Linked DNA regions of Homo sapiens: region 2 is linked to region 1. A link is a loop called in an ENCODE intact Hi-C map of the cell type or tissue named here. Cell type or tissue: ascending aorta. All regions are shown on one strand.

Region 1 (8,000 bases):
ATTTGGAATGGGAGAGAGTATTTAGCCAATGCCTGTACCCCCACTGTATCTTGGAAGTAACTAACTTGTTTTGATTTTACAGGTTCATAGGCAGAAGAACTTGCCTTATCTCAGATAAGACTTTGGATTGTGGACTTTTGAGTTAATGCTGGAATGAGTTAAGACTTTGGGGGACTGTTGGGAAGGCATGATTGTATTTTGAAATATGAGAAGGACATGAGATTTGGGAGGGGCCAGGGACAGAATAATATGGTTTACATTTTTGTCCTTGCCCAAATCTCATGTTGAATTGTAATCCCCAATGTTGGAGGAGGGGCCTGGGGGGAAGTGATTGGGTCATGGGGGCAGACTCCCCCTTGCTGTTCGCGTGATAGTGAGTTCTCATGAGATCTGGTTGTTTCAAAGTGTGTGGCACCTCCTGCTTCGTGCTCTTCCTTCTGCTCCCACCATGTAGGAGTGCCTGCTTTCCCTTCACCTTCTGCCATGATTGTAAGTTTCCTGAGGCCTCCCCAGACATGCTTCCTATACAGTCTGTGGAACTGTGAGTCAATTAAACCACTTTTCTTTTCTTTTTTTTTTTTGAGATGGAGTTTTGCTCTTGTCGCCCAGGCTGGAGTGGACTGGAGCGATCTCAGCTCACTGCAACCTCCGCCTCTGGGTTCAAGTGATTCTCCTGCCTCAGCCTCCCGAGTAGCTGGGATTACAGGCATCTGCCACCATGCCTGGCTAATTTTTGTATTTTTGGTAGAGATGGAGTTTCACCATGTTGGCCAGACTGGTCTCGAACTCCTGACCTCAGGTGATCCACTCACCTCAGCCTCCCAAAGTGTTAGGATCACAGGCGTGAACCACTGCACTTGGCCTAAACTTCTTTTCTTTATAAATTACCCAGTCTTAGGTAGTTCTTTATAGCAATGTGAGAATGAACTAATACAAATACCTACTCTGCTGTTAATTCCATCTAATGTTTCTTTAAAAATATTTTCTATTTATCTCCTCATCTTCTACATTCTTGAGCACGTGAACCATATTTATGATATCTATTTTCTATATCACGTCTGTTAATTGCATCATTTATGTCACTTATGAATCTTATTATATTGATGGATTTTTGTCCTGATTATGTGTGATATTTTCTTGCTTTTACCATGTCTATTAATTTAAAATTTTTTTTTAACTTATGGTAAAACAAATGTAACAGAATTTACCATTTTAACCATTTTTAAGCATACAGTTCAATGGCATTAAGTACATTCACATTATTGTGCCACCATCACAATCATTCATCTCCAGAATTTTTTTCGTCTTACAAAACTGAAACTCTGTACCCATTAAACAGTAACTCCCCATTCATTCCTCCGCCCAGTCCCTTGCAACCACCATGCCACTTTCTGTCTCTCAATTAATTCTGTCAATGTTGCTTCATACATTTGGGTGCTCTGCTGTTAGATGCGTATTTCTCCTTCAGTTTTGAAGGACAGTCTTGCCAGTCATAGTATTCTTGGTTGATAGCTTTTCTTCTCTGAACATGTTGAACATATCATCCCACCCCTTTCTTGCCTATACAATTTCTGTGGAGAAATCTACTTATACTATAATGGGAGCTCCCTTGTACATCATGAGTCACTGCCCTTGCTCTTTTAAAGACAATAGTTTGATTATAACATGTCTCTCTGTATGGGCCTCTTTGAGTTCATCTTACTAATAATCTTACTAATTTACTAATATTTGTTTTGAGATTGTTGAATTTGGATGTCCACTTCCTTTGTCAGATTTGGGACGTTTTCAGCCATTATTTCTTTAAATAAGTTCTCTTTCTTCTCTTTCTGGAATGCCTTTAATGTGTATGTTGATCTGCTTGATGATGTCCCATTAATCTCTTAGGCTATCCTCACTTTTCTTCATTTTTTCTTCTTTTTGCTCCCTGACTCAAAGATTCAAATGACCTGTTGTTTAGTCCACTGTTTTGTTTGATCAGGTCTGCTTTTGAACTCTTTTAGTGAATTTTTCAATTCAGTTGCTATATTCTTCAGCTCAAAAATTTCCGCTTCTTTCTTTTTTTTATCATTCTATCTCTTTGTTGATTTTCTCATCTTGTTGTTGCATTTTTAAAAATTTCATTTAATTATCTGTGTCCTCTTGAAGGTCACTGTGTTTCTTTTTTTTGTTTTGTTTTCACGCTTAATTCACTTTATTTTTCTTGTATAAAAACCCTATGTTGTAGCCACAGCTGGAGCCTGAGTCCGCTGCACGGAGACTCTGGTGTGGGTCTTGACGAGGTGGTCAGTGAATTCCTGATAGGGAGACTTGGTAAATACAGTCTCCTTCCAGAGGTCGGGGGTTAGGTAGCTGTAGGTCTTAGAAATGGCATCAAAGGTGGCCTTGGTGAAGTTGCCCAGGGTGGCAGTGCAGCCCCGGGCTGAGGTGTAGCAGTCATCGATACCAGCCATCATGAGCAGCTTCTTAGGCACAGGTGCGGAGACGATGCCAGTGCCCCTGGGTGCAGGGATGAGGCGTACCAGCACAGAGCCGCAGCAGCCTGTCACCTTGCAAGGGACAGTGTGGGGCTTGCCGATCTTGTTCCCCCAGTAGCCTCTGCGCACGGGGACGATGGAGAGCTTGGCCAGGATGATGGCCCCACGGATGGCGGTGGCCACCTCCTTGGAGCACTTAACACCCAGACCGACGTGGCCGTTGTAGTCCCCGATAGCAACAAATGCCTTGAACCTGGTGCGCTGGCCGGCACGGGTCTGCTTCTGCACTGGCATAATCTTCAAAACCTCATCCTTGAGAGAGGCCCCCAGGAAGAAATCAATGATCTCTGATTCCTTAATTGGGCAGGGAGAAGAGATAGATCTCCTCCAGGGACTTGATCTTCATGTCCTTGACCAAGCGGCCCAACTTGGTGACGGGCATCCACTCCTTATCCTCGGCCTTGCCTCCGCGAGCTCCGCGGCCTTGGCCCCGGCCCCGTCCACGGCCGCGACCCTGGCCCCGGATGCCACTGCCGAAACCTCCGCGGAAGCCACCGCGGTTCCCCATCTCAGGGCCACCAGGGCCTCCGGGCCCCCCCGCTGCACCGGCGTCATCCGCCATTTGGTGTTTTGTCGGAAAAGAAGCCACTGTGTTTCTTTAAGACAATTATTTTGAATTATTAATCCGATAGTTTATAGATCTCCATCTCTTCGGAGGCAGTTTCTAGAGATTTATTTTGTTCCTTTGATTTGGTTATATTTCCCTGCTTTATTGTGTGGCTTGTGATATTTTTTTTGTTGAGTTGTACGCATTTGAAAAAAAATAGCCTTCTCTCTCAGTCTTTATGGATTGGGTTTGTACGGGGGAATTCTGTTCACCAATCAGCCACACCTAGAGATTCTGGGGGCCTCTGAAATCTTTTTAGGAGGACGCAATTCCTCTGAGCTTTGCCTGTAATTTTCCAGTTAGAGAGGTTTGCCAGTTTCTTTTTCAGAAGATCATAATCTTTGGCTCCCTCTGGTGTCTGTCTCTAGAACTGCAGGTTCCCTGGTGCCACAGCAGCAAGCCACTCTCCTCTCCTTTGTTTTCAGAGGCCCCATCCAAAGTATGCTGGTTCCCTGTCAGCTCCCCTAGATCAGATGAGACATTCACCAGTCCTTGGAGCAGCTCTCTGAAAAGCTGGACAGCCAGCCAAACAGCCCACTCTTCTACCTCCCTGCCAAGGGAAGACCTATGAGTTGAGCACCTCCCAGTTACCCTGAGTCATGCCATCCTCTGTGTGCCGCACTTCAGGCCTTCTGGTGGCACAGTAAGCCACCCCATTCTCCCTTGCTTTCAGCATCCTCCAGGCATCCAAACTATTCTGGTTCCATTAGTGCCCTGAGTCAAGTAAGACAGAAACTAGTTTTCTGGGCAGCCTTCTGAGAAGCTGGAACGCTGGGCACTCTTCTCTCCCCTCCCTCTAACCTAAGGGAGAAGCCATGAGAAAAGCCGAGCTGTGCTAGCTTGGGACAGGGACAATTGCAGATAAAGTGAAATGGCTCTTCTTACTGATTTCAATGCACTGTTCTTGGCTTGATCTTGCCTTGGGGTACTGCAACTTCCTCACTGGTTTCTAGAGTTCTCATAAAGGTATTTTGGTCTATATATTGTTGTTAATTTGGTGTCACTGTGAAGGAAACAAGGGTGGGGGCTTCCTATTCTGCCATCTTGCTGATGTCACCCCAATTCCTCTATTCTTTACTCCAAAAGATCATATCAGGTCAAAAGATGTACAGAACTGGGTGTCAAAAAGGTGTTCAACACAAATATATTTAATGAAAGGTTGAACAAGTGAGGCAGAGGTTTAGTGTTACTCTAACAGAATACTGGAGACTGGGTAGTTTATGAAGAAAAGAGGTTTATTTAGCTTGCAATTCTGGTGGCTGGAAAGTTCAAGATTGGGCCTCTGGTGAGGGTCTCAGGCTGCTTCAGCTCAAGGTGGAATGTGAAAGGGGAATCGGCATGTGCAAAGAGATCACACATGCTGAAGAGGAAGCAAAGCAGGGAGGAGGTCCCAGGCTGGTTTGTTTGTTTCTTTGTTTTTTGAGACGTGGTCTTATTCTGTCACCCAGGCTGGACACTGTAACCTTGAACTCCTGGGCTCAAGCTATCTTCCCACGTCAGCCTCTTGAGTAACTAGGCCCATAGGTGCATGCCACCATGGCTGGCTAATTTTTTCCTTTTTGGTAAAGACAGGGATGTTGCAATGTCTGTGTTGCCCAGGCTGGTCTTGAATACTTGGCCTCAAGCAATCCTCCTGTCTTGGCATCAAGCAATCCTCCTGTCTTGGCATCCTAAAGTGTTGGGATTAGAGATGCGAACCATCACACTGGCCCAGGCTCCTTTTAACAACCAGCTCTCTTGTGAACTAATGGGAGGACATTAATTCATTCATGAGGGATCCACCCCCATGACTGAAACCCCTCCCACCAGGGCCTATCTCCCAAAATTGCCGCATTGGGGATCTAAATTTCAATACGAGGTTTGAAGGGGACCTTTTTTCTGATCTGCTGTTGTAAAACCACAGCAGCTGTGGGGACAAGGGTAACTCTATTTCAGATGCTAATCCACCATGTGACTCCTGACTAACCTCGAGTCTGGGAATGCCTCCAAGATGTCTAGTTGATGTATTATTCTTTATGTAGAAATCTCTGTTTACTGTAAGTTTTGCCTTCCCTCCTAATCAACCCTTGATGTTGTTGCACACATCATAGGCCATGACACCCTCAGCATTCTTTCAGCTATCTACACATTCCTTCCGGAGCATGTAGACTTCCCTCCCGATACATAAGCCATGGGTCTCAGGGGTTGCAGTACACAGATCTGCCTGTCTCGTGGCCATAGAAGACTACACTTCTGTGTGTAAGTTCCCTAATAAATCACCCTTTACTGACAAACTGGATTTGTCTGCCTTGTTCTTTGGTTTCTTATCTCCTTCTGTGTTTGTGGGTCACTTTGCATTTACAGGGCTTTTAGGAAAGAACAACAGACCAGACAAAGATTATACCTCCTTGAACTAGTGAGAAAACTAAAGATCAGGAAGGCTATTGGATATACCCAATGTCAAAGTCCTTAATAGCAAAGCAGCAATCAGAGAGCCAGAAAATCTGTAAGCAAGAGATAGATCTGTAGTGGATTGAGTAGTGTTCCTCCAGGTACTGTCTACCAGATCCTCAGAATGTGACTTCGTTTGGAAATGAAACGTCTTTGCAGATGTAACTAAGCTAAGGATCTCAAATGATGTCATACTGGACTTAAGGTGGGCCATAAGTCCCCTAACTGGCATCCTTGTGAAAGAAAGGAGAAGGAGATTTGAGACGAGACACAGAGGGAGATGCCTTGTGAAGATGGAGGCAGAGATTGGAGAGATGTGTCTGCATGACAAGGAACGCCAAATATTGCTGGCACCCACCAGAAACTAGGAGAGAGGCACAGAACAGACCCTCCCTCACAGCCTCTAGAAAAAATACCCCCACCGACACCTTGATCTTGGACTGCAGGCCTCCAGAATTGTGAGAGAATAAGCTTCTGTTTGTTTGAAGCCACACAGTTTGTGGGATTTTGTTACAGCAGCCTTAGGAAGCTTCTGTTGGGTTTAAATTTCAGAGCCATAACTTCTATTCCCAGTGACACCACAGGCCTTGAGAAGGGGATGGAGTCTCAGGCACTCTCACACCATGCTGACTGGACAGCAAATCTGTAAAGTCATTCTGTAGGGCAATCTGACTATATACATCAAATGTACGTTTTATTTTATCAGTAGCAACAATCGTAGGAGCCTCACTCAGATGCAACAGTAAAGGACCAAGGTCTGCAGGAATATTTAAGACACCATATTCTGAACCTAAGACCACTGCCCAGCCTTAGTGGACTTGTGATTTCTCTTCCCCCTAGTTTTACATTTGGGGGGCCTGCTCTGCAACGTGGTCATTCTGAAATCGAGACCAAATCTTGTTCAGATGCGAGAGAAACAAAACAAAACTAGGTTCCACCCTTGGCTAACACTCACCCCACTCACCACAAAGGATGGTAGTGAAACTACAGAAGAAAACAGAGGCCAGGCACGGTGGCTCACGCCTGTAACCCCAGCACTTTGGGGGGCCGAAGTGGGCAGATCACAAGGACAGAGGTTCGAGATTAGTCTGGCCAATATAGTGAAACCCCGTCTCTACTAAAAATACAAAAATTAGCCGGGCATGGTGGCAGGCGTGGGAGGCTGAGGCAGGAGAATCGCTTGAACCTGGGAGGCAGAGGTTGCAGTGAGCCGAGATTGCGCCACTGCACGCGCCACTGCACTCCAGCCTGGGCGACAGAGTGAGACCCCATCTCCAAAAAAAAAAGAAAAAAGAAAAAGAAAACAGATTTGGCTGGGTGAGGTGGCTCACACCTGTAATCCCAGCACTTTGGGAGGCCAAAGCGGGCGGATCACCTAAGGTCAGGAGTTTGAGACCAGCCTGGCCAACATGGTGAAACCCTGTCTCTACTAATAATACAAAAATTAGTCGGGTTTTGTTGGTGCATGCCTGTAATCCCAGCTACTCAGGAGGCTGAGGCAGGAGGATTGCTGGAACCCGGGAGGTAGAGGTTGCAGTGAGCCAAGATCACACCATTGCACTCTAGCCTGGGTGACAGAGCAAAACTCCGTCTCCAAAAAAAAAAAAAAAAGAAAAAAAGAAAACAGATCCAACTGAGAGGGGAATAACAGGCAAATTGGCATCAGAAAAATCAATCCCGTGCTTGTGTGCGGTTATAAATACCTCTGAAAATTGAGGACTTGCCCGTTGTTAGTGGATTGTTTCATCACTGTATTAAACGTAAAGGGGACAAGATAGAAGATGTGGTCTTCTAGGCACTGGCTCCATGGAACACTATCTGGGGGAACTTTCTTTAACACAGATAATGCAAATGCCTATTTTTCTAATAACAATTAATTTAAAAAATTTCTATCTTCAATAGTGAGAAAAACAAACAAATAAAAACAGAACAATAACAACAACAACAAAACAATGAATGAACAGACCGGGTGCAGTAGCTCATGCCTGTAATCCCAGCACTTTGGGAGGCTGAGATGGAAGGATTGCTTGAGCTCAGGAGTATCACGCCCAGCCTGGGCAAGATAATGAGACCCTGTTTCTACTACTACTACTACTACTACTAATAATAATAATAATAAATAGCCAGGAATGGTGATGTACACCTATAGTTCCAGCTACTCAGGAGGCTGAGGCAGGAGGATCACTTATGCCCTGGAGACCAAGGCTGCCATGAGCCATTAACACACCACTGCACTCTAGCCTGGGTGACAGAGAATCTGTCTCAAAAAAATAAGTAAACAAACAATTAATGGACAGATGTTTGGAAGACAAAGTTTACCTCCCAGAATTCTATAGACCTTTCCAGAGATGTGGAATGTTAGCATTTTTATTTATTTTTTATATTTATTTATTTATTTATTTATTTATTTATTTATTTATTTAGAGACG
Region 2 (8,000 bases), 60 kb after region 1:
TAGAACACAAGACAGTGCTTGGTTCCATATCCTAGGAAAATAGGGGGCCAGGACATCACAGGTGCAGCCACAGATCTGAGCAGGTGTCCAAACACAGTGGAGGCTGGGTGCAGTGGCTCATGCCTGTAATCCCAGCACTTTGGGAGGCTGAGGCAGGAGGATTACTTGAGGCCAAGAGTTCACGACCAGCCTGGGCGAAATAGTGAGACTCTGTCTCTACAAAAAAGTTAAAACTTAACTTTTAATTAATGATGGGTGTGGTGCTGTGCACCTGTAATCCTAGCTACTCAGGAGGCTGAGGTGGAAGAATCACTTGAGCCTAGGCGTTCAAACTGCAGTGAGCTGTGATCACATCACTGTACTCCAGCCTGAGCAACAAAGACCCTGATTCAAAAATAAATACAAAATTTAAAAAAAAAAGTTTTATTTTTAGACAGGGTCTCGTTCCCAAACTGCTGGGATTATAGGCGTGAGCCACCTGGCCTGGCCAGATCTTTCTTTTCCTTTTTTTCTTTCTTTTCTTTTCTTTCTTCTTCTTCTTCTTTTTTTTTTTTTTTTTTTTGAGATGGAGTTCCGCTCATGTTGCCCATGCTGGAGTGCAATGGCGCAATCTCAGCTCACTGCAATCTCCGCCTCCCGGATTCAAGCGATTCTCCCGCCTCAGCCTCCTGAGTAGCTGGGATTACAGGCACCGCCACAACGCCAGGCTAATTTTTTTGTATTTTTAGTAGAGATGGGGTTTCACTATGTTGGCCAGGCTGGTCTTCAACTTCTGACCTCAGGTGATCCACCCGCCTAGGCCTCCCAAAGTGCTGGGATTACAGGTGTGAGCCACCGCACCAGCCAGATCTTTTCTTTTCTAAAAGGCATAAAGCCCTGTGGGTGTTGTGAAGGGGTGGGTTGCCCCTCCACACCTGCGGGTGTTTCTCATTAGGTGGAACGAGAGACTTGGAAAAGAAAAAGACACAGAGACAAAGTATAGAGAAAGAAATAAGGGGGCCCAGGGGACCAGCGTTCAGCATATGGAGGATCCCGCCAGCCTCTGAGTTCCCTTAGTATTTATTGATCATTCTTGAGTGCTTCTTCGAGAGGGGGATGTGTCAGGGTCACAAGACATAGGGGGGAGAGGGTCAGCAGACAAACACATGAACAAAGGTCTTTGCATCATAGACAAGGTAAAGAATCAAGTGCTGTGCTTTTAGATATGCATACACATAAACATCTCAATGCTTTACAAAGCATTATTGCTGCCCACATGTCCCACCTCCAGCCCTAAGGCGGTTTTTCCCTATCGCAGTAGATGTAACGTACAATCGGGTTTTATACCGAGACATTCCATTGCCCAGGGACGGGCAGGAGACAGATGCCTTCCTCTTGTCTCAACTGCAAGAGGCATGCCTTCCTCTTATACTAAACCTCAGCACAGACCCTTTACGGGTGTCGGGCTGGGGGACGGTCAGGTCTTTCCCTTCCCACGAGGCCATATTTCAGACTATCACATGGGGAGAAACCTTGGACAATACCTGGCTTTCCTAGGCAGAGGTCCCTGCGGCCTTCTGCAGTGTTTGTGTCCCTGGGTACTTGAGATTAGGGAGTGGTGATGACTCTTAAGGAGCGTGCTGCCTTCAAGCATCTGTTTAACAAAGCACATCTTGCACCGCCCTTAATCCATTTAACCCTGAGTTTGACACAGCATATGTTCCAGAGAGCACGGGGTTGGGGGTAAGGTCATAGATTAACAGAATCTCAAGGCAGAAGAATTTTTCTTAGTACAGAACAAAATGGAGTCTCCTATGTCTACTTCTTTCTACACAGACACAGTAACAATCTGATCTCTCTTGCTTTTCCCCACAGTGTTGTATTTATTGAATTAAGATTGATGCTTCATGTTCTTCAACAGACCAGGAGAGTTTATCTTTCTTATTTAATAAGGTTTTTTGTTTTGTTTTGAGACGGGGTCTCGCTCTGTCCCAGACTGGAATGTAGTGGTGCAATCATGGCTCACTGCAACCTCGACCTCCTGGATTCAAGCAATCCTCCCTCCTGGTCCCTCCAATGTGCTGGAACTACAGACATGAGCCACCACGCTCGGCCTATTTACTAGCCTTTTTACTGAAAAATTTATTCACTCACTTATTGGCCAGGCGCAGTACCTCACACCTGTAATCCCAGCACTTTGGGAGGCCCAGGCAGGAGGATCACTTGAGCCTAGGAATTCCAGACCACCTGGCCAACATGGTGAAATCCCTTCTCTACTGAAAATACAAAAATTAGCCATGGATGGTGGCACACACCTGTAATCCCAGCTAAGTGGGGGCCTGAGGCAAGAGGATCGCTTGAGCCTGGGAGGCAGATGTTGCAATGAGGCCAGATCACACCACTGCACTCCATCCTGGGTGACAGAGCAAGACTCCATCCAAAAAAAAAAAAAAGCATTCACTCACTGTTTTATTTTTCTTATTTAATAGGAAGAAGAAAGTACTGTTCAAATCAGGGACTTGACTCCCACAAGACTCCCACAAGAGCCCGGAGTCTTAAGTGGACAATGAGCCGTTTAAAACCATGCACAGGCCAGTCGCGGTGGCTTAGCCCGTAATCCCAGCACTCTGGGAGGCCAAGGAGGGCAGGTCACTTGAGGTCAGAAGTTCGAGACCAGCCTGGCCAGCATGGTGAAACCCCATTTCTAGTAAAAATACAAAAATTAGCCGGATGTAGTGGTACGCATTTGTAATCCCAGCTACTTGGGAGGCTAAGGCAGGAGAATCGCTTGAAACCGGGAAGCGGAGGTTGCAGTGAGCCGAGATCGCGCCACTGCACTCCAGCCTGGGCAACACAGCAAGACCCTGTCTAAAAAAAAAAAAAAAGCCAGGCTAAGTGTCTCAAGCCTGTAATTCCAGCACTTTGGGAGGCCTAGGCGGGCGGATCACCTGAGGTCAGTAGTTCAATATCAGCCTGGCCAACATGGAGAAACCCTGTCTCTACTAAAAATGCAAAAAAAATTAGCCAGGCGTGGTGGCGGGCGTCAGTAATCCCAGCTACTCGGGAGGCTAGGGAGGCTGAGGCAGGAGAATCGCTTGAGCCCGGGAGGCGGAGGTTGCAGTGAGCCGAGATTGCGCCACTGCACTCCAGCCTGGGCAACAGAGCGAGACTCTGTCTCAAAAATTAAAAGAAATGTGGCATTTTCCAAGTCTTTTTGGCAAGGTGCTTCCTGGCCGTGGGCGTCGCCCTCCGCACCCCCGCGCTTGTCCCCTGAGAGGAGAGGAGAAAGGAGCAGCCCCGAGCCCCGAGCCCCGCGCCCCCGCGTCCCCCGCGCCGCCATCCGCTCTCGGCCGCCACGCCGGGTTCCTGCCGCCTCCCGACGACAACGTCGCCGCTTCACAGGAGGCAGGGCACCCGGCGAGCGGCGACCGCGAACGCCTCTGACGGCCGCCCAGCCGCCCCCAGCCAGGCCCCGTCGTCCCCAGCCCCGCCCGGAGTCAACCCACCTCCCTCCTCGGCGTTCCCTCCTCCACCCGCGTCCCCACCCCCGCCCCGACGTCCCCTCGCTCCCTCTCAGAGTCCCTTCTACCCCGGGGTCCCCCTGCCCTCTGGGCTTCCTCTAGTCCCTCGTTCCTCCCCTGGACATCTCCTCACCCCTAACCCCCGGCGTCCTCACCGCTCCTCGGAGTCACCCACCCCCGCGTCCCCTAGTCCGCCCCGGCGTCCCCTTCTCCCCTGCGTCCCCTTCTCCCCTGCGTCCCCTCGCTCCCTCCCAGAATCCCCATGGCCCAGGGATCCCCCCGATCCTGGGCCTCCTCCTGGGCATCTCCTTAATCCCACCCCCCGGTGCCAGTCCCCGCACCCCGGCGTCCCCTCGCCGGGTCACTACGCGACGCGGAGGAGGCGGAGCCCGAGTCTCGGCCGCCGGGTGGCTGCTCCGCTGCGGCGCCGCAGTTCAGGCTGGGATGCTCCAGCGCGTCTGTGTTCCCGCACCGGAGAAACCACACTCGCTAGCGCTCTGAATTGGTGCTGGAATTCAGGAAAGAGGGCGTCTTTCCTCCTTAGCCTCCCAGCCCTAGAACCATACTGCAGAAACGAGGTCTTTAGCGATGCGGAGTCACCACTTTGGTGTGACCTCGTGGCGCAATGGTAGCGCGTCTGACTCCAGATCAGAAGGTTGCGTGTTCAAGTCACGTCGGGGTCAAGGTTGGGTTTTTTTTTTTTTCTTTCTTAATTGTAGAGGATTGGAAAGAGCGGAATAAAAGTCATAAATGAGAAATTAAGCCCCCTGCAAGATATGTTGTCCTTCCAACGCAACGGAAAGCAACTTCTTTTTCCTTTCCCTGGGAATAAAAACGCCGTTCCGTTCCGAGGGAGGGGCAGCACCAACCCTCCGAGCGAACCGCGAGGGAGCCGGAAGCCACCCAGCCGTGTCGCAGGGAGGGCGCCCCGCCCGCCACTCCCACGCCCACTTCTGCCCGCCCCCCACTCACCTGGGCTCTCACCTGGAAGGGGTCCCTCGCTTCCCGGAAGTGGGTTCCCCACCCTAAGGACTGGTGTCTTTTGCATCTCCGTCTTCTCCCTGCCTGCCTTGAACTTCTCTTTTTTTGTCTGCCGCACTTTCAGGGATTCCTAGTCTCAGTGATGATCTCTCTGGTGGTCCTTTCTCTGACACCTGAATTGACACCTCATTCTCAGCAGGTCTATGATTCGGCCACAGCCGTAAGGCCTGGATATTCACTTCAATGTTGTCTAACAGTTGTTACCATGTATGATATCTGGTTGGCGGGTTCATAGGATCTAATGTTACGAAACATGATGTTCAGGTCTGAATTCTCTCCACCTGCGTGGTCCAAAAGCCCCAGGCCAAGAAATTATAGTTTCCCAGGTTAGGATACCCCACAGATGCTGGCAGAAGTTGAGGTAAATTCTCTCTGAGAGAAATACATCCTCACAACAGGCCTTTTAGTTTTCCCACATATAAAGTCCCAGTCGAAATTTACTCATAATACATTTTAAAGGAAAATAAAGTCTGTGAAGCTGATTCTGCTGTCCACTGTTTTTGCAAAAACAGCAGAATCAGATCCACAGATTCCAGTATGGAGATTATCAGATATTGAATACCCAATGGATATGTTTAATCTTTTTCAAAAAATAAAAGAGGAGACCAAAAAGTTAACTAGAGAACGATAAACAATAAAAATATATGTGTAAATAACTAAAAACAAAATTCTAGCAATGGAAGATTTAATACTTGAAGTTAGAAACACAATGGATATATTTAACAGCAGATTAGACTGAGTTGAAAAAAGAATAAAATGGAATATTGTGGTGATTCAAAATATGTGGTCAGTCATGACTAAATATACAAATTGAAAACTGCTCAACCGTATTATAAAAATAGAGGGTCAGGCATGGTAGCTCATGCCTGTAATCCCAGCACTTTGGGAGGCCCAGGAGGGAGGATCTCTTGAGCCCAAGAGTTCAAGACCAGACTGAACAACATGGTGAGACCCCATCTCGGAAGTAGTGGTGCACTGCTGTGGTCCCAGCTACTCAGGAGGCTGTGGCAGGAGGATCACTTGAGCCCAGGAGCTCAGGAGGCTGCAGTGAGCCATGATCACACCACTGCACTCCAGCCTGGGCAATAGAGTGAGACCCTGTCTCAAAAACAAAACAAAACAAAAAGTAGGCTGGACGGATCACCTGTGGTCAGGAGTTCGAGACCAGCCTGACCAACATGGAGAAACCCCATCTCTACTAAAAATACAAAATTAGCCAGGCGTGGTGGCACATGCCTTTAATCCCAGCTACTCAGGAGGCTGGGGCAGAAGAATCGCTTGAACCCAGGAAGCAGATGTTGCGGTGAGCCAAGATCATGCCATTGCACTCCAGCCTGGGAAACAAGAGCGAAACTCTGTCTCAAAAAAAAAAAAAAAAAAAAGTCAAGGAATTATGTTTTGGTATAAAATTCTTTGATTTCTTTTAGGGCCTGCTGTCTGTCACGTTAGTATCTTATTGCTACGAAAAGTCAGTCTTAAGGTCTCTGTTTCTTTCTTTTTCTTTTCTTTTTTTTTTTTTTTTTTTTTTTTTTTTTTTTTGAGACAGAGTTTCCCTCTTGTTGCCCAGGCTGCAGGATCTCTGCAACCTTCGCCTCCTGGGTTCAAGCGACTCTCCTGCCTCAGCCTCCCAAGTAGTTGGGATTACAGGCTTGGTGCACCACTACACCTGGCTAATTTTGTACTTTTAGTAGAGATGAGGTTTCACTATTTTGGTCAGGCTGGTCTCGAATTCCTGACCTCAGATGATCCACTCGCCTCCTAAAGTGCTGGGATTACAGGCATGAGCCACTACGCCAGGCCAAGGTCTCTATTTAAAATTGGTGCTGGTCAACTGTGCCTGAATTCCAAAGGGAGGAAGGTATAAGGAAACACGACCACCCATTCCCACCACGGCCTGAACTCGTATTTCAGGTTTACTTTAGAATTGCGCTTGGCCGAGAGGAGGGGTCCGTTCCGTTGTTTGGGGGGCCTAGGAATTTTTTTTTTTTTTTTTTTTTTTTGAGACGGAGTCTCGCTCAGTGGCCCAGGCTGGGATGCAAGCGATCTCAGCTCACTGCAAGCTCCGCCTCCCGGGTTCACGCCATTTTTCTGCCTCAGCCTCCCTAGTAGCTGGGACTACAGGCGCCCGCCACCACGCCTGGCTAATTTTCTGTATTTTTAGTAGAGACGGGGTTTCACCGTGTTAGCCAGGGTAGTCTCAATCTCCTCACCTCGTGATCCACCCGCCTCGGCCTCCCAAAGTGCTAGGATTACAGCGTGAACCACCGCGCCCGGCCTGGGGAACCTAGGATTTTTAGTTTACACCACATACTGGCATCCTTGGCTCCAGAGGGGAGGAATGAGCTTGGGCTTCAGAACTGAGAATGTTCCTATCAGAATCTGTTCCTTCAATGGGCTAAAGCCTGAGCACATGTCACCAAAGCTGGAGAGCTAAGCGGCACAAGCCGAGATCTGGAACCCACCTTCTGTTCCTCCCACGCGCCATCTGAACTTGATACTCAACATGAGAAATTCCTCAGCGTCAGCCCCACTCCCACCTCAGAGGAGGGGCAGCCTCCCTCAGCGGGGACTTCAGCCCCGGGGACACTGCCTGGCCAGGCCTGGGTGAAGAGTCCTCACGACCTCATTCCCTGGAGCTGCCTGTGGGAGAGAGAACTCTAGAAGCTGAGTGTCAGAAAGAAACCGGGTGATCTCAGCCTAGTTCGTGCTCCAGAGGATACACAAAACTGACAGTGGCTGGGAATAGAGGCAAAAAGTGTTCAGAGCGGACTACAGAACTGGAAGGTCCCATTTGCATAAAACAGACAGAATGCCAGGGACCCACAGACTCCCACTCACACAGGACTAGAAAGGAACACGCCAAAACGTTAGTGATAATGATCTCTGGGTGACAAGATAACAGATTTTTTAAACAATCTTTTTGCCTGTGTTTTATTATTTTGAAGCAACAAACAATAAAGAATAGTAGTAAATGTTCCAGCCTACAGTGAGAGGACCTGGCCAGAAATCCTGACTCCTGCCCTGATTAGTTGTGTGGCCTGGGACAGTTTATTTAACCTCTCAGTCCCCAACTTCTTCATCAGTAAAATGGGAATAATAATTGTCCCCACCTTACAGGGCAAATAAGAGAATTCGGTGAATGGATTAGAGTTCATACTGCATGAGTGAACACAGAGAGCTTCAAACAGTGCCTGGCACATGGCAAACACCATAGACGCTGGCGTTGTGTTCACCATTACTCTGTAAACCAAAAATAAAATTCTGACCAGGTGTGGTGGCTCACAGCTGTAATTCCAACACTTTGGGATACCAAGGCAGGAAGATCGCTGGAGCCCAGGAGTTTGAGACCAGTCTGGGCAACATAGAAAGACCTCATCTCTACAAATAATAATTTAAAAAATTAGCCAGGTGTGGTGGCATGCACCTGTAGTCCCAGCTATACTCAGGAGGCTGAGGTGG

The links. A loop is a pair of places that touch in the nucleus more often than their neighbours do. Peaks named below come from ENCODE experiments on the same cell type or tissue, not always from the same donor. Only the 100,000 strongest peaks of a DNase experiment are listed, where the experiment ranks them.
Region 2: a loop joins it to region 1, with 5 times the contacts of the local background. A loop is called at or near these places in 13 of 110 quality-filtered maps.

The regions. Positions count from the first base shown.
Region 1 is chr17:19,443,757-19,451,756 of GRCh38, forward strand. All of the region lies in intron 2 of LOC105371574 (a long non-coding RNA gene), which reads right to left. It also overlaps the pseudogene RPS2P46. Among named protein-coding and RNA genes, the nearest start is that of LINC02094, 29 kb to the left of the region's middle. In ascending aorta, a CTCF peak has its summit at 3,521 (motif pointing left); DNase peaks (open chromatin) are centred at 3,505, 4,725 and 5,105; H3K27ac peaks cover 3,368 bases.
Region 2 is chr17:19,504,070-19,512,069 of GRCh38, forward strand. It overlaps TRW-CCA2-1 (tRNA-Trp (anticodon CCA) 2-1), which reads left to right and starts at 4,112; the gene lies at 4,112-4,183. RefSeq lists enhancers at 1,411-2,010, 6,199-6,820 and silencers at 3,225-3,394, 3,465-3,524, 3,635-3,684, 3,765-3,844. In ascending aorta, no CTCF peak of the experiment used is centred here; DNase peaks (open chromatin) are centred at 2,606, 3,332, 4,002 and 4,462; H3K4me3 peaks cover 2,189 bases; H3K27ac peaks cover 4,524 bases.